Regions from separate parts of the Homo sapiens genome. Here region 2 is linked to region 1. The links are chromatin loops, found by intact Hi-C in ENCODE. Cell type or tissue: thyroid gland. All regions are shown on one strand. Links, peaks and the distances in the headings refer to the core of each region. The heading gives the core; the rest is flanking DNA.

Region 1 (11,501 bases), core at 1,048-9,047:
ATCCTCATAGTTTTCTGACCGAGAGAATAGGTTGTCACAATAGAATGAAAGTCAGCTTGACATCAAGACTTATCATCAATCCCGAATCCTAAAAGATAGTAGAGCAATTTCTCTAACATTCCAAAGAAAAAACTATTCGTAATCTAGGATCCAAGACCCAGCCAATCTAGCCTTAAATTGGGGGTGCAAAATAAAGACATTTTCATGCATATATGGGTTCATCCCACCTATAAACTCCCCCCAAAGAATCTAAGAAAATAAAAGAGATCAACTACAGTAAGTGCTGGAGGGAGAAATAAAGACAGAGATGATGCACTAAACTGGTCTTAAAAATATGAAACTAAAGTCTCCAATGAGCTCAGTGTGGTAGGGAATTGGTCCCAGGCGGGCAGGAGCAGCGGCGAGAGAACGGCGATTAAATTCACATTCCCAGTGCGGGCAGGACTGTCCCAAAGCAAGAACAGAGCTTTCTGCAAATGATCCGGTCAGACCTGTCTCACTTCTGAAAACAACCTCATTGGGATTTCTAATAAACTGGACTGATTCACTAAATAATTGGACTAGCAAACCAAACCAGTTTTACCTTTTTTTTTTTTTTTTGAGACAGAATCTCGCTCTGTCGCCCAGGCTGGAGTGTAGTGGCATGATCTCAGCTCACTGCAAGCTCCGCCTCCCGGGTTCACGCCATTCTCCTGCCTCAGCCTCCCGAGTAGCTGGGTCTACAGGTGCCCGCCACCACGCCTGGCTAATTTTTTGTATTTTTAGTAGAGACAGGGCTTCACCGTGTTAGCCAGGATGGTCTCCATCTCCTGACCTTGTGATCTGCCCACCTCGGCCTCCCAAAGTGCTGGAATTACAGGCGTCAGCCACAAAGCTCTTTCTCTTAACTTACATTGTCAGGAAACTGGTAACATAGATTGAATGACCCGCCCCAGTTTTTCACCCACACTCACACCCTCGCCATAGCCTCCCTTTCCCACCCCTTGACTTTGGGCTTGGCCAAAGGGATGCCAGCAGGCATGACACAGCAAAACTGGAAATGTGTTTGTGGGGTTAGATGTGCCGTCTCTCAGGGCCCTGCCATCAGCCAGAGACGAAACTGCCCCTGCTGGTCCCAGGAAGAGGATGAGAGGCATGTGGAGCAGAGCTGCCCAGCCAACCCACAAACTCATGAGTAAGAAATAAATGATTATTACTGTTTGCCACTGAGATGTGGGGATGGTTTGTTACACAGCATAAGTGTGACAATAGCTAACTGATACTCAGAGGGCAAGTGCCACTGCAGCAAACATGAGGAGGAATTCCTGAGCCTTTATATTAAAGTGGCTGCTCTCACTAGAGACACGATTGGACTCTGGCTGGTGCGATGACTCACACCTGCAGTCCCAACACTTGGGAGGCCAAGAGCAGAGGATTGCTTGAGCCCAGGAGTTTGAAAGCAGGCTGGGCAATGGATCAAGACTCCATCTCTACAACAACAACAACAAAAACACAGTGTTTTGAACTGAAGGAGCCATACAAAGGATGTCATACAGATTTATTAAATTCAAAACCAGGCTGGGCACGGTGGCTCACACCTGTAATCCCAGCACTTTGGGAGGCAGAGGTGGGCGGATTACCCGAGGTCAGAAGTTCAAGACCAGCCTGGTCAACATGGTGAAACCCCGTCTCTACTAAAAATACAAAAATTAGTCAGGCGTGGTGGTGCACGCCTCTAATCCCAGCTACTTGGGAGGCTGAGGCAGGAGAATTGATTGAACCTAGGAGGTGGAAGTTGCAGTGAGTCAGGATTGCGCCACTGCACTCGAGCCTGGGCGACAAGAGCGAAAGTCAGTTAAAAAAAAATCCAGAAAAACTACTTTTCTGGAATGCAAATCAGAATAGTGGCTGCTTGGGGATTAGGGGACAAGGGAAGTTGAGTAGACTGTAAAGGGATTGGGGGGAATTTTCTACAATGGTGGCAATGTTTTCTGCCTTGATTGGGGTGTTGGCTACAGATAGATATTTGTAAAAAGCCATTGAATTATATATTTAAGATCTGTGTGTTTTACTAAACTATTCCTCAATTTTTCAATTAGCAATAATCACGCCTCGGATAAACCTCATTGGCTATGATACTGCCACTGCACAAAGCTATTCCTCAATTTTTAAAAACATGTCTGTATGGAGTGGATACCCAGACCAGGGTGAGGCTGAGGTGCAAACAGGCCTACCTGAGGTGCCGGGCAGCCTTCCAAGACTCCAAGACTAGGTGGGCTCTGGGCAGACAAAGCCTCCCTCTCACAAAAGGTCTGGGAACCCTTTTCAGGGGGCTCAGAGTCCGGCCACATCTCTAGGTTTTCTGACGTCCTAGACACACCATGAGAAAGAACTTTGACTGGGCTCTCAATCTGGTTGGTGACCTAGGATATGGGGCTCATACCCAGGACCAAGAACCCAGGGCTTCTATCCAGAGCCTAGGACTTGGGGCTTATACCCACGGCCTAAAACCTGGGGCATATACCCAGGGCCTAGGACACAGGTTTATGCCCAGGGCCTAGGACACAAGGCTAATACCTAGAAAGAACACAGAACTTACACCCAGGGCCTGGAACTCGGGGCTTATAACCAGGGCCTAGGACATGGGGCTTATACCCAGAGACTAGGACACAAGGCTTATAACCAGAAAGGACACAGAACTTATATTCAGGGCCTAGAACCCGGGGCTTATACCCAGGGATTAGGACATGGGGCTTATACCCAGAGCCTAGGACACAAGGCTTATACCCAGAAAGGACGTGGGGCTTATACTCAGAGCCTAGGACACAAGGTTTATACCCAGAGCCTAGGACATGGGGCTTATACTCAAAGCCTAGGACATGGGGCTTATACCCAGAGCCTAGGAAACACAAGGCTTATATGCAGAAAGGACACAGGGCTTATACCCGGAGCCTAGGACATGGGGTTTAACCCAAGGTCTAGGACACAAGATTTATACCCAGAGCCTAGGACAAGGGGCTGAGAACCAGAGAATAGGACACAAGGCTTATACCCAGAACCTAGGACAGAAGGTTTATACCCAGAGCCTAGGACACAAGGCTTGTATCCAGAGCCTAGGACCCGGGGCTTCTACCCAGAGCCTAGGACCCAGGCCTTACACCTAGAGCCTAGGAGGCGGGGCTTACACCCAGAGCCTAGAACCCGGGGCTTATACCCAGAGTCTAGGACCCTAGGCTTATACCCAGGGCCTAGGAAGCAAGGCTTATACCCAGAGCCTAGGACACAAGGTTTATATGCAGAACCTAGGACCCGGGGCTTATACCCAGAACCTAGGACACAAGGCTTATACCCAGAGGCTAGGACGCGGGGCTCATATTCAGAGCGTAGGACACAGAGCCTGTATTCAGAACACACTAACCTGGAAACAGATGCTCTGAAACACAACTAGGAGAAAACCTGGCAAATGTCAGTCGTGATTGTCTCTTGTCCCCATGCAATAGGATTACAAGTGTTTTCCTTTTCTTTGTTCTTGTTGGTTCCTTATAAATTTAAAATAAATGATTAACCTCAAAAGTATTTGTGGACATGTGATTACATATAGAAGAGTGATTGTTAAATATTCTTTCTCAGGATAGCTTTATACTCTGAAAATCTCCTGTGGACCCTAAGGAACTTTACGTGAATTGCATCTATCAATTTTACTGTAATACAGATTAAATTTGAGGAGGTTTTGAAATATTTACTTATTTTAAAATAGTAATGATTCCACAGTGTCTACATATTTCAAAACATCATGTTGTACACGTTAAATAATTTCATTTTCAATTAAAAATAAGCTTTAAAAAGAATTCAAATTGCTCAATTTTTTAAATTAAAAACAACAAACCCATTGTTGTATGTTAACAATAAATAATTTTGTATGGAAAGCAACAATATCTTCTGCAAAATTAGTGAGTTGCATTGCCGCTGGCAAATCTCTAGGTAGATGTCTGAGCTGATTCTCAGATCTGCTTTTGCCTTCAATCTGTTACAATGTCACACATCACAGCATCTCTGGAAAATTCCACTGTATACTCATGGGAGAATAAGAATGAAAAAAGGCAAATCACATCTTACCATTATTATGAAAATAGTTTTGGCTACACTTTGAGAACTACTAATATAGAGTATAATCACAACTGTATAAAAATAGGCAAATAAAATTTCTGAGTAAAAGTGTCATGGTGCCACCTCGTGTCATCTTTAATTATTGCAATGCCTGCTTACCGAACTTGTCTGTGCACACGTATCAGGTTGGTGCAAAAGTAATCACGGTTTTTGTCTGGGCATGGTGGCTCACGCCTGTAATCCCAGCACTTTGGGAAGCCGAGGTGTGCAGATCACCTGAGGTCAGGAGTTCAAGACCAGCCTGGCCAACATGGTGAAACCCCGTCTCTACTAAAAATACAAAAATTAGCCAGGAGTGGTGGCGCACACCTGTAATCCCAGCTACTGGGGAGGCTGAGGCAGGAGAATCACTTGAACCCCAGAGGCAGAGGCTGCGGTGAGCTGAGATCACCCCATTGCACTCCAGCCTGGGCGACAGAGTAAGACTGTGTCTCAAAAAAAAAAAGTAATCGCAGTTTTTGCTATTGAAAGTAATGGCAAAAGCTGCGATTACTTTTGCACCAACCTAATAGTATATGGGGTGTGTGTGCATAATATGGTTTGTGCATGCAGGCTGCGGACATGTGTGGAAGTATGTGTATCAGTGGTGTGTGTGCAAGTATGTGTGAATATGGTGTGTGCATGTAGTGTGGTGTAAATGTGTGTGCACGCAGTGTCTACATATGGCTTGTATGTGCCTGTATTGCGTGTGTTGTGGATGTGCATGCATGCAGTATGTGGCATATGTGTGTGTTCCTGTGGGCCATGTGTGCATGTGATGTGTACCTATGATGTGTATGTGTACACATGATGCACGTGTGTTTGTTGGTGATGCGGGTCATATATGTGCATGTGGTACATGTGTATCATGTGAATGTGGGGCCTTGTGTAGTGTGGTAGGTGGTATACGTGTGTATGTGTTACAGTCTGTGTTGTGTGTGCGTGCAGTGTGTGTTGCTGCGGTGCGTGTGCGTGTGCCTGTGCCTGTGTTACGTGTGGCATGTGTTGTAGGTCTGTTTGTGTGTGGGGGAGGTGGTGTGTGTTTAGGACTCACACATGGAAGAATGGAAGTAATATTTCACCCCCATCTGCATGCATGCCTGCTCTGTGCTTCCCTTAACATTCAGAAAACATATTTTAAGCTGCCCAGAAAGTATCAGGCAGGCCTGAGTCCCAAGAGACTTCCATTCATTCCTCTCCGACTTCATCCTGTCAGCCTCCTGAGCTAGGCATTGCCTCCTTTTCACAGACTGAGAGGCACAGTTGCTTGCTTCAACTAACAAGTAGTGGATCCAGGATTCAGACGTGGGTCTTCTGACCAAGGAGGAATTCAATCATCTTGTACTAATGTTATAAAAATTAGCAATAAATGTGAATGTAACATAACATGAATGTTATAAAAATCGTTTATATGGTAGGATCAAAAATGTGTAAAAAGGCAAACAGACTTCTGAATAAAAATAATAGGACAGCATCAGCGGGGCACCATCTCCGCTCCCTGACTGTTTCCATCTTGTGTTTGTGTGCATTCAGACCACGCACAGTTAGGAAGGCATTCACTAGTAATCAGCAGGACACCCTCTCCACTCCCTGACTGTTTCCATCGTGTGTTCGTGTGCATTCAGGCCATGTACACAGTTAGGAAGGCATTCACTAGTAATCACTGGGCACTGACTTTATGCCAAGTGCTGTGCAAGGTGCTTTCACATTCAAGTATAAAGGCGGCAAACACAAATTATCCGGCTCAAACATCACATGTGCAAAATGTAACTCATTATTTTTCATAACACAGTTTTAATTTCTGATTCCAATTTCTGAAAATGTAATCCAGTCCCTCTCAGAAAATTTCAGCCCCCAGCCCCATGTACGGTCACTCAGATCCTGCAGGTGGATTTAGACCAACCTGTCCTTCTCTCCCTTTCCTCAGAGTGGTGCCCTGGCATCAGGGAGAACGATGACTGGCCCCTGGCTCCCTAGCATCTGCCTGAGTAGCACATGATGGGCTGGCATCTGTGCCCACCAGCATCCACGGAAGTCCTCCGCAGGGATGGACTGTGCTTGGAGCCTGGGGCCCGGAGTCTGGGAAGGAGGAGGAGGAGGATGCTGATTCCAGAAAGACTTTGCCAAGCTCGCCTCCATCCTGGTCCCTTCCTCTCCCGCCAGCTAGGAGGGGGAAGCACTCGAGGTGCATGCTTTTGTGGCAGCTACACGTGCCCCTGGGGTTTATCAGTCCTCGCTCAAGAAACCCAGGGACACGTAGCTGCTCTCCCTCCCACCCCCTCTCCTCTAGCTCCTGGGTGCTGGGACCCTGCAGCCAGCAGACTTTCCTTCTCAGATGGACACTGCCTCACACGACCCAGCCTGGGGGCCCTCTCCTGGCCTGTGGACCTTATCTCCCAGCTCCCACCAACCTGCATTCTTCCCCACTCTTTTTTTATGTAGAAAAATGTTGAGACAGAGTCCTTCAGGATGTGTCTCTTGATGGCCAAAGCAAATCAAACACATCTTGATTTTCAAACTGGTATCTCCTCTGCTGTGAGCTCTTCAAATCCATTCGGAAACTCAGTTGGCTGCTGCTTCTTTCTGGCTGTGAGGTCTCATGGTCCACCTTTCCCTGGGCCAGGACAGAGCCTTGAAAAAGCCCACGGGGACCACAGTGAAAGTAAGAGCAGTAACTGACATGCAGGGAGATTGCTGGGGCTCAGTCCGACCCCAGGCACACCCGCAGAGCGCCCTGAGAAAAAGGCACGGGGCTTCTCCATAGGACAGCTCAGTGGCAAGGGCCTTGTTGGCCGACTCACCTGCCATTGCTTACCTGCCACTGCCTTCCCCGAGAGAGGGACTTGCCTCCTGCCTCATGCAGGCTGCCAAGAGCCTAGATCCTGACCAGCTCAGTCTGGAGGGGCCTCACCCCCAACAGAAGCAGGAAAAGCCAGGCCACCGAGAATAGAGGCCGGGTCTCAACAGAATCCCCTGGGGAGCTGGAACATATGCAGTCCTGGGCTCCACCTCAGAGATTTGAGTCAGGAGGTCTGGGGCAGGGCCTAAGAATCTGCATTTCCAACAGGCACCCAGGGGATGCCAGAATGCCATGGGTCCAAGACTACACTGAGCAGCACTGATGGGAAGGACATAGTAGCTTGAGCGGCAGGGACCCAAGCTAAGCATCAGAGCGGGGTTGGCCAGTGAAGAAACAAGACAGAATCAGAAAAAAAAAAACTGTAATGAGAAGAACCCTTAAAGAGATTGGTTTTTTCATATTGTTTCTTTGCAATATCTTCTTGACTCTCCTTAAGAGTTCTCGCTACAGTCATTTTTATTATAATTTTTATTTATTTTATATTATTGTATGTTATTTATTTTAAAAGACAGGATCTTACCCTGTTGCCCAGGCTAGAGTGCAGTGGCACGATCACAGCTCACCATAACCTCTAAGTCATGGGCTCAAGTGATCCTCCCATCTCAGCTTCCTGAATAGCTGGGACCACAGGCATGCGCCACCATGCCTGGTTAATTTTTTAGTGTTTTGTACAGATGGGGTTTAACTGTGTTGTCCAGGCTGGTCTCAAACTCCTGGCCTCAAGCAATGCTTCTCCCTCAGCCTCCCAAGGAGCTACAGGTCAGGCCAGGCTCCGCCCACGTGCAGGGCTCGTGGGGCCTCAGTTTCCCTCTTGGGCATCCCAGGTAGGCAGATCCAGAAGGCCTGGGCTAGGCCACTGCAGGGCAGTGCTGGGGGTGGGGATCTCTCCTGGCCTCCTGTCCCAGCTCCCTCTCCTCTTGAAACCCGGTGAAGTCCGTGCTCTTGTGCGTGTCTGCTGTTTACATTTCTCCCATGGATGTATTTGCCTTCGTTTGCATAAAAAATGCCACAGTCCTAATGAGTTTGCCCATCTGGCAGTGCAGGCCTCCTCTCTGGGCTCGGCTCCACTGAGAGCCTCGAGGGAGCCGTTATAATTGGGCCGCTCCCTTCCAGGATCGGGAAGGACTGTCCCGAGCAGGCTCATGGCTCACGACCTGGCCCAGGGCTCCACGGCAGGCTGGAGCGGGCTCCCTGAACTGTGGGTGTCGTGCCTGTGTGTCCATCAGCAGGGGCATCTGGGCCCACCCTGCCTTGGCCACCACCAAGGTAGGCATTTCACTGTACATTTCAAAATCAAATTGGGGCAGCCTCATGGCACCCCGTGGAACTTGTCCCAGGCTGGAAGGATTTGAATCCTGGAATATGGTGACACAGAACGTGTCCTTTGGAAACTCAGCTGTGGGCAGCGCCTGGCTGGGCTGTGTCAGACAGTGTGTCTTAGCCTCTCAGTGTCACTCTGACGACCCCACACTAAGCCCTCTCCCACCTGATGCTTCCAACCATGACATTTATCGCCCCCTCCCCTGGGCCAAGCAGGCTTGATCCTGGCCTCGGGAGACAGGGGTGAAGGGTTCAAGCCTTGTGGCATGGGAACCTTAGGACACAGGCGCTACCGTGCACTGACATGATTGCTAGAAGAGGGGATGGAGGTGTCCAGGGAATCTGGCGGAAGAGGGTCCTGTGCAGTCTAGCATCAGGCTGTGTCCTCTACGTCTCCATGATTGTGTGGAGAGCCCCAGGCAACCTCTGACTAGAGGCAGTTTCCAGAAAATGGTGATGGAGCCCCCTAACCATCCCGGGAGAGTGGGTGCATGCTGGGGGATGTGGAAAAGCCTAACAGTGGCTTGAAAGCATGGCAGCAGGGCAGGCACAGTGGCTCACACCTGTAATCTCAACACTTTGGGAGGCTGAGGCAGGTGGATGACTTGAGGTCAGGAGTTCGACACCAGCCTGGCCAACAAGGTGAAATCCCGTCTCTACTCAAAATACAAAAATTAGCCAGATGTAGTGGCATGTGCCTGTAATCCCAGCTACTCAGGAGGCTGAGGCAGGAGAATTGCTTGAACCCAGGAGGCGGAGGTTGCAGCGAGCCGGGATCACTCCACTTTACTCCAGGCTGGGCAACAAAGTAAGACTCTGTCACACACACCACACAAAGAAAAACAGTGGCAGCTGGCGGCACCTGGGATGCATTTTCCCTCCTTTTTGCTTTGCTACAGGAAAGTGAAGGAGAAACAGACACTGAAAGGGACAGTGTGTTAAATTCTCAGCTCACAGCTGCATGGCTGTGTAGTTACAGAGACTAAAACTGGCATGGATGTGCCCAGTGCCTTGAGGCCACAGGGATGGACCGTGCCTGGAGCCCAGGGCCTGGAGTCTGGGAGGGAGGAGGAGGCGGATGCTGATACCAGAAAGACAGCGAGGCCGAGCGCAGTGACTCACGCCTGTAATCCCAGCACTTTGGGAGACCAAGGCGGGTGGACGAGGTCAGGAGATGGAGACCATCCTGGCTAACACAGTGAAACCCCGTCTCTACTAAAAATACAAAAAATTAGCCAGGCTTGGTGGTGGGCGCCTGTAGTCCTAGCTACTAGGGAGGCTGAGGCAGGAGAATGGCGTGATCCTGGGAGGCGGAGCTTGCAGAGAGCCAAGATGGTGCCACTGCACTCCAGCCTGGGCGACAGAGCGAGACTTCCTCTCAAAAAAAAAAAAAAAAAAGAAAGAAAGACAGCGAGGGGCAGGGAGGTGGTTGAGGAGCGCTAAGGAGTTCCTTTGCGGTCGGACGTGGTGACTCACGCCTGTAATCCCAGCACTTTGAGAGGCCGAGGCGGGCAGATCACAAAGTCAGGAGTTTGAGACCAGCCTGACCAAAATGGTGAAACCCCATCTCTACTAAAAATACAAAAATTAGCCAGGCGTGGTGGCACGTGCCTGTAGTCCCAGGTACTCGGGAGGCTGAGGCAGAAGAATCGCTTGAACCCAGGAGACAGAGGTTGCAGTGAGCCGAGATCGCACCATTGCACTAGAGCCTGGGCGACCGAGCGAGACTGTCTCAAACAAACAACAACAAAAAGAGTTTCTTTGCATTATTTCTTCAGATTGGATTCTCTATTTGCATTTTAAAAAGAGGAGGTAGAATACGGCAGAGCACATACAGGACACCGATATGGAAGGCATCAGTCCTCGTGTGGCTCCTGGATTAACCACGCTTTCTGGTTTCTGTGTTCTATGGCGCTTTGGCATCGCAGGAGGCTTTGCTGGCGGGGAAGGGACTGCCCCTCCCAGGGCTGGCTAGTTCTGGAGACAGCACATACCTCCCTATGCAAACCAGCAGTCAGAAGCCCCTGCCCCCACCACACCCTTTATCTAACTCACACACCCAGGAAATATTCTCCCTGCCCCATCTCACTCCAGAGCATGGTACTGGATGACTAGGGACCATGCCATAGCTCCGGGCCTGCCAACATTAGGCAAACGGGGCCACCCGAAGCTTGCTCAAGCTCACCTCCACCCTCATCTATTCCTTCCCACAGAGACCCCAGTGAAGGCCCAGCCTGGGCCCTCCCCTTGCTCCTTCTGCCTCGGGACTGACCTGGTGCTTCCCCATGCTGGAAAGTCATCAACTCTTCATTCAAAGGCAGTGTCTCCCAGGCTGTCATCTGACCAGAGCTGAGGAAAACAAAGTCCCAGGTGCATTTCAAGACAGCCCCTCCTCTGCCTTCCTGGTCTGTACGCTCCTCTGCCCTAGGAGGTAACCATTGTTCTCATTTCCACATAACAGTTTTGCCTACTCTTGTCCTTTATATAAAAGGAATCTTTCGGTACATCCCCTTTTGTGTCTGGCCTCTTTTACCCAGCGTGAGCGTCACCACGCTGCTGAGATTGTTCTCTGCTGTGTGTGTGTAGTTCTCCTTCAGATGCACAGGCCACAGTTCACTTACTCATTTACTGATGAGTGTTTGGGGTTTTGACTATTAGGAATAAAGTTATGATGAACATTCTTCAATGTGTTCGTTATCGGAGAGAAGTGAAACCGGCCCAATTGCCCCATAGAACTGATGTTTATGGTTTCTTTGAATAAACATAGAAATGATCCTTCCAGTCTCACAAGATAAGATCCTTCTTGTCTTATCTGAGTTCCTTTCCCAAGAAACCACCTATCAGGCCTCCCAGATAGAATAAAAAAAAAAACTCCCAAGACCCCCACACCCTCCAGCCTGGGAATTGCCTAACCCACCACCTGCTTCCTGGTGACCGACTCTTCCTCGCCCCTCCCTGATTCCTGTTTTCACACACATGGTTACATTTCTTCTCTGCTACATAAACCCCTGATTTTCGTGGGTCAGGGGATGGGCTGAGACTGATCTCCCATCTCCTGGGCTGCAGCACGGGATTAAAGCTTCTTCTCTGGCAATGCTCCTTGTCTCAGTGACTGGCTTTTTGTGTGGCGAGCAGCAGCACCTAGACAAACCCCTGGTGTTTCTGTAACATACACACTCATTTCTCTTCAATATAG
Region 2 (11,501 bases), core at 1,814-9,813, 330 kb before region 1:
CTAGGACCTGAGTGACGATGAGACCCGAATCCTCCGCCAACCCACATTGAACATACAGCGTGAGCAGGAAATCTTGGTCGTTTTAAGCCACTGGGATGCAAAGTGTGTTTGTTTCTGTAGCATAACCTCACCTACTATAATTGATACAGGAGGAAGGGAGTGGGTATCTGCATCACATCCAAGCCTGACCCCTGCAGCTCATCTCGAGTCCCTGCCAGGTAGTATCCGCCTCTGGGTAGCCTTGAGAGGTCACAGTTCTGAAGGAGGAATCGGGCGAAAGAATGTCCCTTCTCACTGTCTCCAGCTAGGGGGTGAGCTTGGGATGGCACAAGAAGGAAGGGAAACTCGGGGTGGATGTGATTCGGTGCTAGAGCGTGGGCCTTGTGGTTGGTTGTACTCGCTGAACTTAAGATTGGCAGCCCAGATATGGATGAGCCTGGGGGACCTTATGCTAAATGAAATAAGCCAGGCTCAGAAAGACAAATACTGCACGCTCTCACTCATACGTGGAAGCTAAAACAGTTGATGTCACAGAAATAGAGAGTAGTTCCTGGAGAGTGGGGGGCAGCGGGCTGGGGATTGCCAAGGCTGGTTAACATATCCAAAAGTGCGGCAAGATGGGGGAATAAGCGTTAGTGCCCTATAGTGCCGGAAAGCGCCTGGAATCCGTAAGAATGTATTGTGCATTTTCAAATAGCTAGAAGAGTGGACTTTGAATGTTCCCAACACAAAGAAATGATAATGTTTGAGGTGACAGATATGCTAATTACCCTGATGTAATCATTACACATTGCATACACGTGTCTAAATATCACACCCTACCCCAGAAATATGTACAATTATTACATGCCAATTAAAAATAACAGTAAGAGCAAAATCAAAAACCAAACAAGAATGACTTTTTAACATACATTTTTTAAAAATTGCCAGTCCAAATCCAAATCAGAGGGTCAGCACAAAGGTCACTAATAAGCGCTTTTGCTAGGGTGGTGGCAGGGCCCCTGCTGCAGTGTGAGTGTCTCCATCCAGGACACCCAGCACAGCTCGGTAGCCTTGCTGGGCTCCAGGGAAAGGGGCCTTGCTTCCTCCAGGGCACGTCTCCCAGCATCAGTGTCAAGGGAGTCCTGTCCAAGATGAACTCACCTGCCCTCAGGGTCCTAAGCCCCATGTAGTGGGACGGTCCCTTCCGATGCCCTGGTGGGTTGCGGTGACTTCTGCCTGCCCTTGTTTCCCTTTCGTGAAACTTCCCCTCCTTTAATCTGAGTCAGACCCCAGGCTTCAGGGGCAGGCAGGCCTGGCCAATCCCAGCACCACGCCTTCCTGGCCACCATGAAGGATCAGGGTGAACATACAACCAAAGCGGGCCAAGGAGTAGGCAAGGTGTGAGGTGGGGGGCCTGCAGCGGCTGGAGCCCCCCTGCACTACAGGAGACCCCCCACCAAGGATTAAAGGAGGATGAGACCACTGTCGAGCTAAGACTGGGGCTGCAGTCTCATCTGAAGGCTGTACCGGAGGCGGGTCAGCTCCCAGGCTCATTCAGGTGGTCACGGCGGGCCCCAGCTGAGCTGTTGCACACCATACCGTATGGGCCCCTCCTGGGGCCGTCACCCATGTCAGCTTTACCCCACACGGTCGCCCCTGCTCGAGGGACCCAAGAGACAACAAGAGAAGGCACCTCCCCTACAGAAGCCACAGTCTGCTTTTGATAGAATCTCAGTCCCGCCTACCGCAGGGCATGGACATTAAGAGACTGGGTCACTGGCGGCCATCACGAAGGCTGCCTGCCACTGACGGGTGTCATTTATGCCTGAAGAAGTTCCTCTCCTTGTGAAAGCCAATTCTGAGTTGTGCTCTTGTCACTTGCAGCGAAGAGAATCTGAGCCACGTGCTTCCTCCTTTGGGGGACCACAGGGACCCCAGTCAGGACACTCGCTGGCCCATGAAAGATGGCGTCTGATCTGGGGGCAGCTGATATGTTCTGGGGGCAGTTTATATGCTTCTCAGTGGGAGAAGGGCCCTGGCCAAGTCTTTGAGGAGGAGTCAAGAGTCCAGCCAGAAAGACATGCCCCAATATCAGGACCAGAGGCAGGAATGAGGCTAGTGTGTAGGACAGAGCTGCGGGAGGAGCCAGGCTGAGGCAGGCTGGGGGTGTGCAGGGAGGTCCGCTATCCTAGTGTGTGGGCTTGTGGGGAGTACCGGGAGGATGCTAGAAACCCAAGCGCCTACAGGAGCAAGGCAGGTGACAAGTCAATGAGGCAGGCTGGTTGCACGAAAAGTAAGTCCATCTTGTGTTTTCCCAGTTTTGAAGGAGAAAGGGTACAGAGGAATATTTCCCTATTAGAATAGAGTGGGGGTCGGTGATAAGGAGTGGCGAGGACTGTGGCAAACCCAGGTGCCCAGGCACAGCTGAAGGGAGCAACATCCGCCCAGTGCTGGCAGGAACAGAGGCCCAGAGCTGCTGGATCAGATTTCTCAGGTCAATCGTGAAATCTGGATTCTACAGACACCTACCTAATAGTAAACACTGGCTCAAATTGAAATCAGTTATGCAGACAAAACAACGCATCCTCCCCGTCACCACTTTATTCCAGAACCCTGGAATAAGAGCCCTGCAGTGGGCAGCCCCTTCTCCACGTCCTGCAGACTGGATCCACTCTGGCCGATCACCTCTCTCCTCCCAGATGCTGGCTTCTGTGGTTCAGCCTGGGTTCCCAGCCCGTCTTAGCAGCCAAAGTGATCTTGCTGCTGCGGCAAGACAATTTATTGAAATATTGATTTGTGTTTTTGTTCTTGCCTCGCTTTGTTCTCGGCCCAGTCCAAGAAGGCAGCCTGCCACTTTCGTTCTCCAACCCCAAGGAGGTTGTGCTGCAGGGTCCAGAGCTAAAGGGGTCTATGACCCCCTTCTGGCTTTGGGGTTCTGAGGAGACTCCCTGAGGAGGGGGCAGAGGGGAGGGCTGGGGTGCATGGGCACAGGGAGGGGAAGCTGCACTGGGGCCAGGGGAGCCCTGGGAGGCAGGACTTCAGGAGACATGAGAGTGTGCTAGACCCTGGGAGCCTGGGTCCCAGCAGGGGGTACCCCAAGAAGTAGAGGAGAGGGTTACCTCAGTGTCCGGGCACCCCAGGACTCAACCTGCCACTGGGAGCTTAACTGACAAGCCACAGAGCTGCTTGTGCTTCCTCTCTCTCTCTGCCAACGTCCCAACATCTCCAAGGTCCCAGCCTATCTCTGACGGGCACAGAGGAGCCCAGGGGCAGAGATCTTGTCCTTGCTGGGTCTGGAGCATTCAAGGGCTATGGGGTACCCATGAGGCCCAGACATTGACCTTGTGCCCAGAGGCCAGGGCAAGGTCTGTGTGCATTCTTAAAACAGCCCTTTGGGTCAGTGAGGAAGGAGTGGGGATAGAAGGGGACAGTGTGGCACTGAGATGCATGCAGGTGTGGCTGGTGCCACGTCAGGAGGGTCAGGACCTGGTGGCAGGAGCTGAGAGGCATCAGGGCTGCAGGGCGGGAGCAATGAGGCAGAGACGGCACCAGTGTCTGGCTTTGGGGATTGGTAGCAAGGCAGAAGAGGCGGCGCGGGAAGGGGACGGCAAGTGCCAGAGGAAGAGCGTGGGGTCCGCAGTGCAGGAAACATGGTCACGGCAATGTCTTTCCTGGCCAGCTTGCTCGTTGGGAAGAGCTGGGCTGTTTTGCTTTGGGAGCTCTCCCACTTCTGGGGGTGCAGCCCTTGTGGGTGATCAGTCCCAAGCCGTAGCTGGGACCCATGTTAGGCCCATGGAGCACAGGTTCGAAAGGACTGAAAACTGGCTGAAGTGGGTTTGCCTGGTGGCAGCACCCAAAACAACCATCCGCAAACTCAGGCTCATGCACCCCAGAGCCCCCTTTCCTCCACCCACTCCTCCCACTCCATGAGAGCTACAGGCAGCCTTGGGTTCTGCATGCCTCTAAGGACTCCTCACAGAAAGAAACTGATGTCCAGGCAGAGACATCGGGGCAGCTGGACAGGTCTGCGGCCCAGGAGGGAAGTCTGGGCTGGCCGTGGACAGGGCAAGGCCCTCGCTACTGGAGGCAGTCGGAACCCAAGGGAAGAGCCAAGCTCAGGTCTCTCCGCTGAGACCTCCAGCCAAGGATACTGTCCTGACATGCAGTGAACTCCCCTGTGGGTCACTTGGGCTCCAGCGGGACCACCTGCTGGGATGCGACCTCCTTTGCTCCTCTGCCACCTGGCCTGCATGCAGGAGGCCAGATGGGTCCCTGCTGCCTGGGGCACCCCAGCCCCCACCATCCTGTGCCCTTGCTATGTATCAAGCCTGGGAACTGTGCTTCCCCTGAGCGAGAAGAAGACACATTTCTCATATATGGATCTCCTCCAGAAGTGAGGGAGGCTGCACTGCTTGTTTCCACTGAGGAGTCTTTCACCAGCTCGCCCTGGTCATCTACGTCCCTCCCAGTCCTGAATGCACCTGACTTCCAGCTGCCTGCTCGGCTCTGCACGGCTCCTCTAGGAAAGTCTGTCTGTGTGACTCCACCTGTTCCTAGCTGTGCTGAGGGGGGGACCAGGAGTGAGCCGTAGCACCCTGGGCTCTGCAAAGGGGGTGGCTGCAGGACCAGCCAGGGACTTTACAGGGCAGCCAGTCCCTCCCAGGGGCAGCCGCGGGCACCCAGCCTCCAGAGCAGGGGGCGGTAGATGGTGCTGTATGACCGGGGATGGACATTTCGAGGCCCTGGGGCTGCATGGTAGCTGCAGGGTCCACCTCCTGAGTGAGGCAGGGCCTCTGAGGGCAGACTCTTCACAGCGGCAGCAGCTCCCAGAACTCCCAGGTCCAGCCTAGGGCCCCAGAAGAGCCAGGCGGGAGAAGCCTGCAGTAGGGCTGTGGATGAAGTCCAGGGGCCCATCCAGCCCAGGATGCAGGAGGAGTCCTGAGTGGGCTGACCCTAGCTCAGAGCACGGGAACAGATGAGCTTCCAAGAGGCTGATCGGATCCTCTACAGGGGCCCCAGGACAGTCGTCACCCCTCATGGAGGGCTCTGCCACCCCTGTTTGGAGGTGACATCGACCACTGCAGACATGGGCTCCCAACTGGGCTCCACTGCCCGAGTGCTCTGGGGCCCTGGACCAGGCTGGCTCTTCCAGAGTGCAGGGTCCTCCTTGGCCATCATGAGTGCCCACCTATGTCCACATGGAGACCCTCCTTGCTATGCTGGTTCACAGAGCTGCCCAGATGCAGGAGGCAGACACTCGTCCAGGCCCCTGGGGCCCTCCCACAGCAGCACCGGGAGCCTGGTCCCAAGAAGGATGGTGTTTCCTCCGGGTTCAGCCTGTTTGGCTCCCCTGGCCCGGGCTGGAAAGGGTCTGAGGACATGCCTGAAAGACCCAGGGATCCCACCATGAGGTGGAGAGGGCAGATCTGAGGGCCTTAGGGAGGCAAGAGCTTGATGGCCCTCACCTTGGGTCAGAAGGTCACTTTGCTGAATGCTCCCCAGGGCTGTCAGGAGGCTTGGCCAGGGCAAGGGTGAGGAAACACTGCGGGCCCCTGAACCTCAGGCCCAGCCTGCAGGGGTCTGGGTAACCCCACGGGCCTCAGGGAACAGCCAGGAGCTTAGGGGGCCCGTGGGCCTTGGGTGGACGAGTAGGCTGCGTCCAGCTCCAAGTCCCAGCCCCATCCTGGCCGCGGGACCCTGGCTCTGAGCTGCCCGCCGGGTCCCTCCTCCTGCGTGCGATCGGTCACCTGCCAGATGGGGCACCTACTGGGGATGTGCCTGTTGCTGTCGCTGGCCTCTGAGTCACTAAAGCCTAAGCTCCTTGAGGGCCGGGTGGTTGCTGGGCCCGAGTCTGTGCCCCAGCCCTGGCCCACGCCTGCCCTCAGTAGCCCCACTCCTCCCTTCACGGAGCAATCCCGGCTTCTGCTCTCCATGCCAGGATGAGGCAGCGAACGCGGCCAGAGGACCCCGGCTGCTGGGCGCTCAGTGATGAAGGAATGAACACGAGCACCCTCAGGAGCCAGGCTGGGCAGGGAGGGAGGCGCCGGCTGCGGGGACGTTCTCGGGAGGCCTGGGGAAGTGAGCCCAAAGGGCCGCCCCGGCAGATGCTGACCCCAGCAGGAAGTCACCGTCCGCAAGGAGCGCCCCGCTAGGCTCAGGCTTGGCACACGACACCTCGCTTCCACTTCATTTTCCTACCTTCCGGATGACGAACTGCGTCTCAGACAACTGAAAGGACTCGCCTGAGTCCCACAGCCGGAAAGAGGTCGGGGTGCTGCCCCCCGCGCGGGGCGGGCAGAGGAAGGGCCGGGCCCGAGCGGCCACCAGGTGGCGCTGCTGCCGCGAGAACAGCGGCCCGGGCCGGGGACGCACCCGGCGCCCAGACTCCGCGGCCGCACCCGGGCTCCCGGGGCCCCAGCGGCCCCAAGACAGCCTCTGGGCCTCACCCTAAATACATCAATTATGACCTGAGCAAAAAGTTCTGTTCCAATCGTTGCTCTCCGACATTTCCATTGTTTGCTCTGGAAGGAGCTGAATTATCTATGCTCTTCCCTCCTTCAGTCAAGGAGACGTGGGAGGAAACCGGGATGGGGATCAGCAGCCTGGAGGCCGCCTCCGCTGGAACCGCGCCCGCCCCGCCAGGAGGCTCTGCCTGCTGGGCAAGGCGCACTCAGCCAGCCCCGCAGGCCGCCACGCGACCGAGGCTCACCAAGTCCACTGCAGGTGGCAGGTGAGGTCACCTGGGCAGCTCTAGGCCCGGCCGAAATATCTCATCTGCTCTGTTCTTGGGCAAGTTACCTTACTTGTCCCCACCTGCAAAATGGGCACAACTGCAGCTCCGAGCTTGGAGCTGGGGGGCTTCCGCCCATGACAGTTCAGGCAGGGTGCAGTCAGCGCCCACAAATGTCCCTTGTCCTTGTCTCTGCCGTGCTGTTGATACTGATGGAGTATAACACCAGTCCCTGGGGACTGGCCTACCCGCTGGGGCTGGCTCATGCCCCCAAGGGGATGCGGCTTCAGCAAAGCTTCTCAACCGTCCCCATCCCAGAGGGGCCCTCCTGCCTCAGACCAGCCTCCTAAACAGGTGCAGGATAGGACAGCAGGGAGGTTGGGTTCTGGTGAGCAGACCACATTTCTCAACCTCAGCACTCCAGATATTTGGGGCCAGATAATTCCTGTTGGGTGAGGCGGGCACCCTGTTCATGGCAGGATGTTGAGCACACCCCTGGGCACTCCTTGCCAGAACCCAGTGGAACCCTCCCCCTAGTCGTGACAACCAAAAGTCTCTCCAGACACTGCCAAATGTCCCCCGGGTGGGGGGAGGGGTGGCAAAGTCACTCTTGGTTGGGAGCAACTGACCCTCAGGGGACCAGGACAAGGAGCCTGAAGCTGGTGCTCCTGACCAGCCGGGATCACAGAGTCCAGCCCCTCCTCCCAGAGCAGAGTGGCTCCACCAGCGTGTGGCCCCGGGCAGGCCGCTCGCCCCCTGGAGCCAGGGTCCTCACTGTCAAATGGGGATGATCACAGCGCCTACTCCACAGGGTTGCTGTGGGGGTGAGGGCATAAAGTCACATAAAGGGCTTCAGACGGTGCCTGTCCCAGAAGAAGCTCTACAAACAGTCACTTGCACGAACGCCTTTATGATTGTCGTCATTCCTGTTGTGTGCTGGGGTTTCACAGACCTCCTCTTATGGGGGAAACTAAGGCCCCATGATGTTAAATTGCTCACCAAAGGTCCCACGAGTATGGACAAAGCCAGAATGAATGGCAGGGACAAGGTCCCACCATCCCTGCTCTGTGAGCACATGTTCTACCGTGCCCCCCAGCTGAGTGCAAAGTGGGCTCCCCCAAGGCTGGAGGTCTCTTGTTCCAGGCAGGGCTTACAGATCAAATCTCATCACGACAGAGAACCACGAGAGCTGGGGCAGGAGGCGTGCACCTCATTTCTCTGCCAGAACTCCCATATCGTTCCAGCATTTTGTTTCCAGCCATCTTCCCCAAAGCCTGGGAAGCTATTCCCAGAGAGAGCCAAGCTGCCAGAACAGGATTCTCAACTTGAGCCTTCCCAGGCATGAGCCAGTGCAGGCCTGTGGGGAGGCAGAAGAGGGGCCTCCTGCTAGAATCTGAATGTTGTGTCCCCCACATTTGAAAGGTTGAAAGCTGAGAACCAATGTTATGGTATTAGGAAGTGTGGTCTTTGAGAGGTCATTAGGTCATGAGGGTGGAGTCTCCATAAATGAGATTAGCACCCTTACAAAAGAAGCCTGAGGGAGCCTGTTCACCCTTCCATCATGCGAGGGCACAGCTAGAAGGTGCCCTCTAGGAGGAATGGGTCCTTACGACACATCAGTTCTGCTGGCGTCCTGCTCTTGGACTTCCCAGCCCCCAGAACAGTGAGTAACACAATTCCATTGGTTATAAATTACTCAGTCTAAGGTATTTCTGTTATTGCAGCCCAAACAGACTAAGGCACCTCCCAAGGGCAGTGTCCAGCCTTAGTGCCTCCTAGTTCTCTGGACCCAGGTAGGTCTGGGTGAGGAGGTGGATGGAGGATGATGTGGGTGGGCCATCATGCCTTGCACCCCTATCAGGTTGGGGGTTGGGACCCAGATGCTCAGGAGGACAGGGGGCTGTCCCTGGGGTGAGGCATGGGGTGTGTTTCCCACCTCATCCCCTGTCCCAGATCCCCAGGGCCCTTGATATATCCTCCCCAGACCTTCACTTCCTGGCCTTCCTGCACCATGGCTGGGCCACTCTAAATCCTCTACCCTATAGGTGGGTGGGTGGGCACACCAAGCCCCCACCCCCAGCACCTCTCTTCTCGTGCTTTCCACTAAGAGACTCACATGCAGAATTTCTCAGACCTTTCACCTCCAATGCTGAAAAATTCCAGCAAGCATTCCACACTTTGTCTTGACCTGGTTTTTTATAACAAGACACTTTATGTCCTTCTCTGATGCTCCCCAAGTCTCTGATTTCCATTTGCTTTGATTTTCATCATCCTAGGAAATATTTAAAATGAGAACAGTTGAGTAGCTTTGGTACCTTCTCAAAAAATCAATTGAAAAGCCAGTTGCTATGCAACCTCAAGTGTTGCCGATGCTCTGCTCCCTGGCTGGTGGTATATTGTATAAAATAAGATCATCTCTTTTCTTCTGCTTTTTTTTAAGAAATGGAGAAAAATGTTGTTTTAGGAAAAACTTGAGATAACTCAGAGGCTTCTCATAAGCTAGAAGACAAACATGTCACTCAAACAAGTGCTACCAATTTTATCCCCACTGGAGCCTGGTGAGGCCTGGGGGACAGGCAATGGGGGAGCGGCAGGTGGGGAGCTGGTCTATTTCTGTCACAATTTGGGATGAATAACAGGAACCGAGTATCTGGGCCACTTTCTGCCCAAGTCTGGGTCATGGTCTCACATCCCCCAGAGTCTGTCCCCACCGTGGGGGGGACAGCTCAGCCCCCTCCTGACTGCCATCGCCTTGGTTTTGCCATGCTAAAATTCTTCTAGAGACGGGGGCCTCATTCCTTGACGGGAAGCCTGTGGTTCCTTGAAGAGCAGCTCATCAGAATTCATCCCCACCATGTGCCAAACTTTGTCCCCAGAGCCCCATCGAGAATCCCTGGCTGTGCTTCTCTGTGAGCAAAAGGGGTCTGTTCCCTTGGACACAGGAGCTAGGCCTTTTGCCCCCAGATCTTGGCTGGGAAGTCCCCATCCTGGCTGCTCCATCCATGGTCCCCTATTGCCTGCCACCCTGCTGTATTCCTTGCCGGTGCTCACCACTCTGTCGCTGTCTTGTCTGCTGCTACTGCCTGGACACAGGGCTCCTCTCCCCTCCTCGTTCATGCACCTCCCTGGGATTAAACAGCAGCTGCTCGGGAAGCCAGAGGCTCTGGGCTGGCCGGATGCTTTGGGGGCACAAGGATACATCTCCTCCCACGTTCATCAGACACCTCAGAGACCTGAAAACAGGGCCTCCCCCAGTGCTATGCAAAGTGAAGTCTGTGCCTGGTGGACACAAACTGTTCCAGTCCACAGTGAGATAAGTACAGAAACTAGAAACTTTTATAGCAATTGGACGGGTTGAGTTTATGTCCACAGAATTTAATAATAAAAATCCAGACCTAGAGTTTTTGGATACCTCGGTTTTTGTCACATTTGCTTTTCCCAGTAATTCATTTATAACGTATGGTACGGAAGTATTGGTCTGTGATGGGTTTGAAATAGGAAAAAGAAAACAGCCAGGTCTTTGGCATTGAGGTGCACTGTGTACTGCTGCTCCCAGGATGGCCTCTCCCCTGGCCACCTGGGGATGGCAGATGGCTCCTCCGGTCCCACAGACGCTGCTCCCAAGCCCTGTGGCCCACAGCACATTCGCTAAGTCAGCCAGGGCCCATGACCAGAACCCATTTTCCTAGCCGCTGTGCCCTCTACCCCAAGCCTTCAGCCCAGCCCCTAGCAGTGCCACCTCCTCTGCTCTACTATTTCCTGCACTTTTGCAGTAGGTCCAACCTAAAGCAACGAGGACTCATAGCCTCGGCTCACTTCCCCTCTCACAGCCCAGAACCCCCCAGAGAAGGGCACAGCAGCGGGCAGGCCCGGCTCTTCTGGCAGTCTACACTCAGCTGATCAACTCAGGAGATCCCCGGGATGGAGCGGACCCCATGGGCACTGGCGTCCCCTACCCCCATCACTGCCTCCTGTGCTTGATCTGGGAGGCTTCTAGGAGGAAGGCGGGGTAGGGCCAGGCAGAAAAAGGTGGGCAGAGTATGGGGTGAGCTTTGCTGAGCCCCACTCTGGGCAGGCATGAGTTAGGAGCAGAAAAAAAGGCCCAGAATGCTGGAATGTTCCAGAACATTCCAGGAGGCCAATCATCCCTGAATTCCCGGGGTCTGACAGAGGGACCGGCTGTGTGTTGTCCTCCAAGCTAGGCTGAGGGGCCTGGGAACAGGCACTGGGGTGTCCTGGGTCCCACACCCCTCACAACCCAGCACTGCCTCTCCCCTGCCTCCTCAGCTGCGGGTCCACTGAGCCCTCGGGGCCGGGGGTAAGCTGGTTCCATCTGGAGTTAGCTCTGGAAGCGTGCGTCCAGCTTCCGGTTCTGTCTTCCAATCCCTCACCACCATCAGTTCTCAAGCCCCTTCCCAGCAGGAGGCGGAAGCAAGGCCAGCCTCAGTTCACCTATGTCCTCTCTGTTCTCTTTGTACCTGGGTCGCAGAAGTTGCCCGGTGCCCACCACAGGCATGAGCTGCCCTGGTTTGCTGGCTATGGATCTCAGCACCCCCAGGGCCTGCACATGTCCCCATGTTGTCCCTGGGAAGAGCAGGCTGCACCTGACAACCGGTCCCCTGCCCACTGCCCCATTCCCAACTCTGCCAAAAGTGGAAGTGGGGCCCCAGCATGGCCCCAGTGAAGCAGAGCTTCTGCAGGTGCATGAGGGGTGGGGGTCCCAGCAAAGCAGAACTTCTGCAGGCAAGGCGCATGAGGGGCAGGGGCCAAGGAGGCCCTGGCCAGGAGG

What was found. A loop is a pair of places that touch in the nucleus more often than their neighbours do. Peaks named below come from ENCODE experiments on the same cell type or tissue, not always from the same donor. Only the 100,000 strongest peaks of a DNase experiment are listed, where the experiment ranks them.
Region 2: a loop joins it to region 1, with 5 times the contacts of the local background. A loop is called at or near these places in 96 of 110 quality-filtered maps.

What each region holds. Positions count from the first base shown.
Region 1 is chr5:179,490,023-179,501,523 of GRCh38, forward strand. LOC124901224 (U4 spliceosomal RNA) reads right to left here and starts at 2,135; the gene lies at 1,993-2,135. RefSeq lists enhancers at 6,097-6,146, 9,939-10,439. In thyroid gland, for the core only: a CTCF peak has its summit at 4,213 (motif pointing left); no DNase peak of the experiment used is centred there.
Region 2 is chr5:179,160,973-179,172,473 of GRCh38, forward strand. The region is part of intron 5 of ADAMTS2 (ADAM metallopeptidase with thrombospondin type 1 motif 2); the gene reads right to left. Among named protein-coding and RNA genes, the nearest start is that of ZNF354C, 110 kb to the left of the region's middle. RefSeq lists an enhancer at 6,116-6,617 and a silencer at 6,231-6,440. In thyroid gland, for the core only: a CTCF peak has its summit at 6,304 (motif pointing right); no DNase peak of the experiment used is centred there.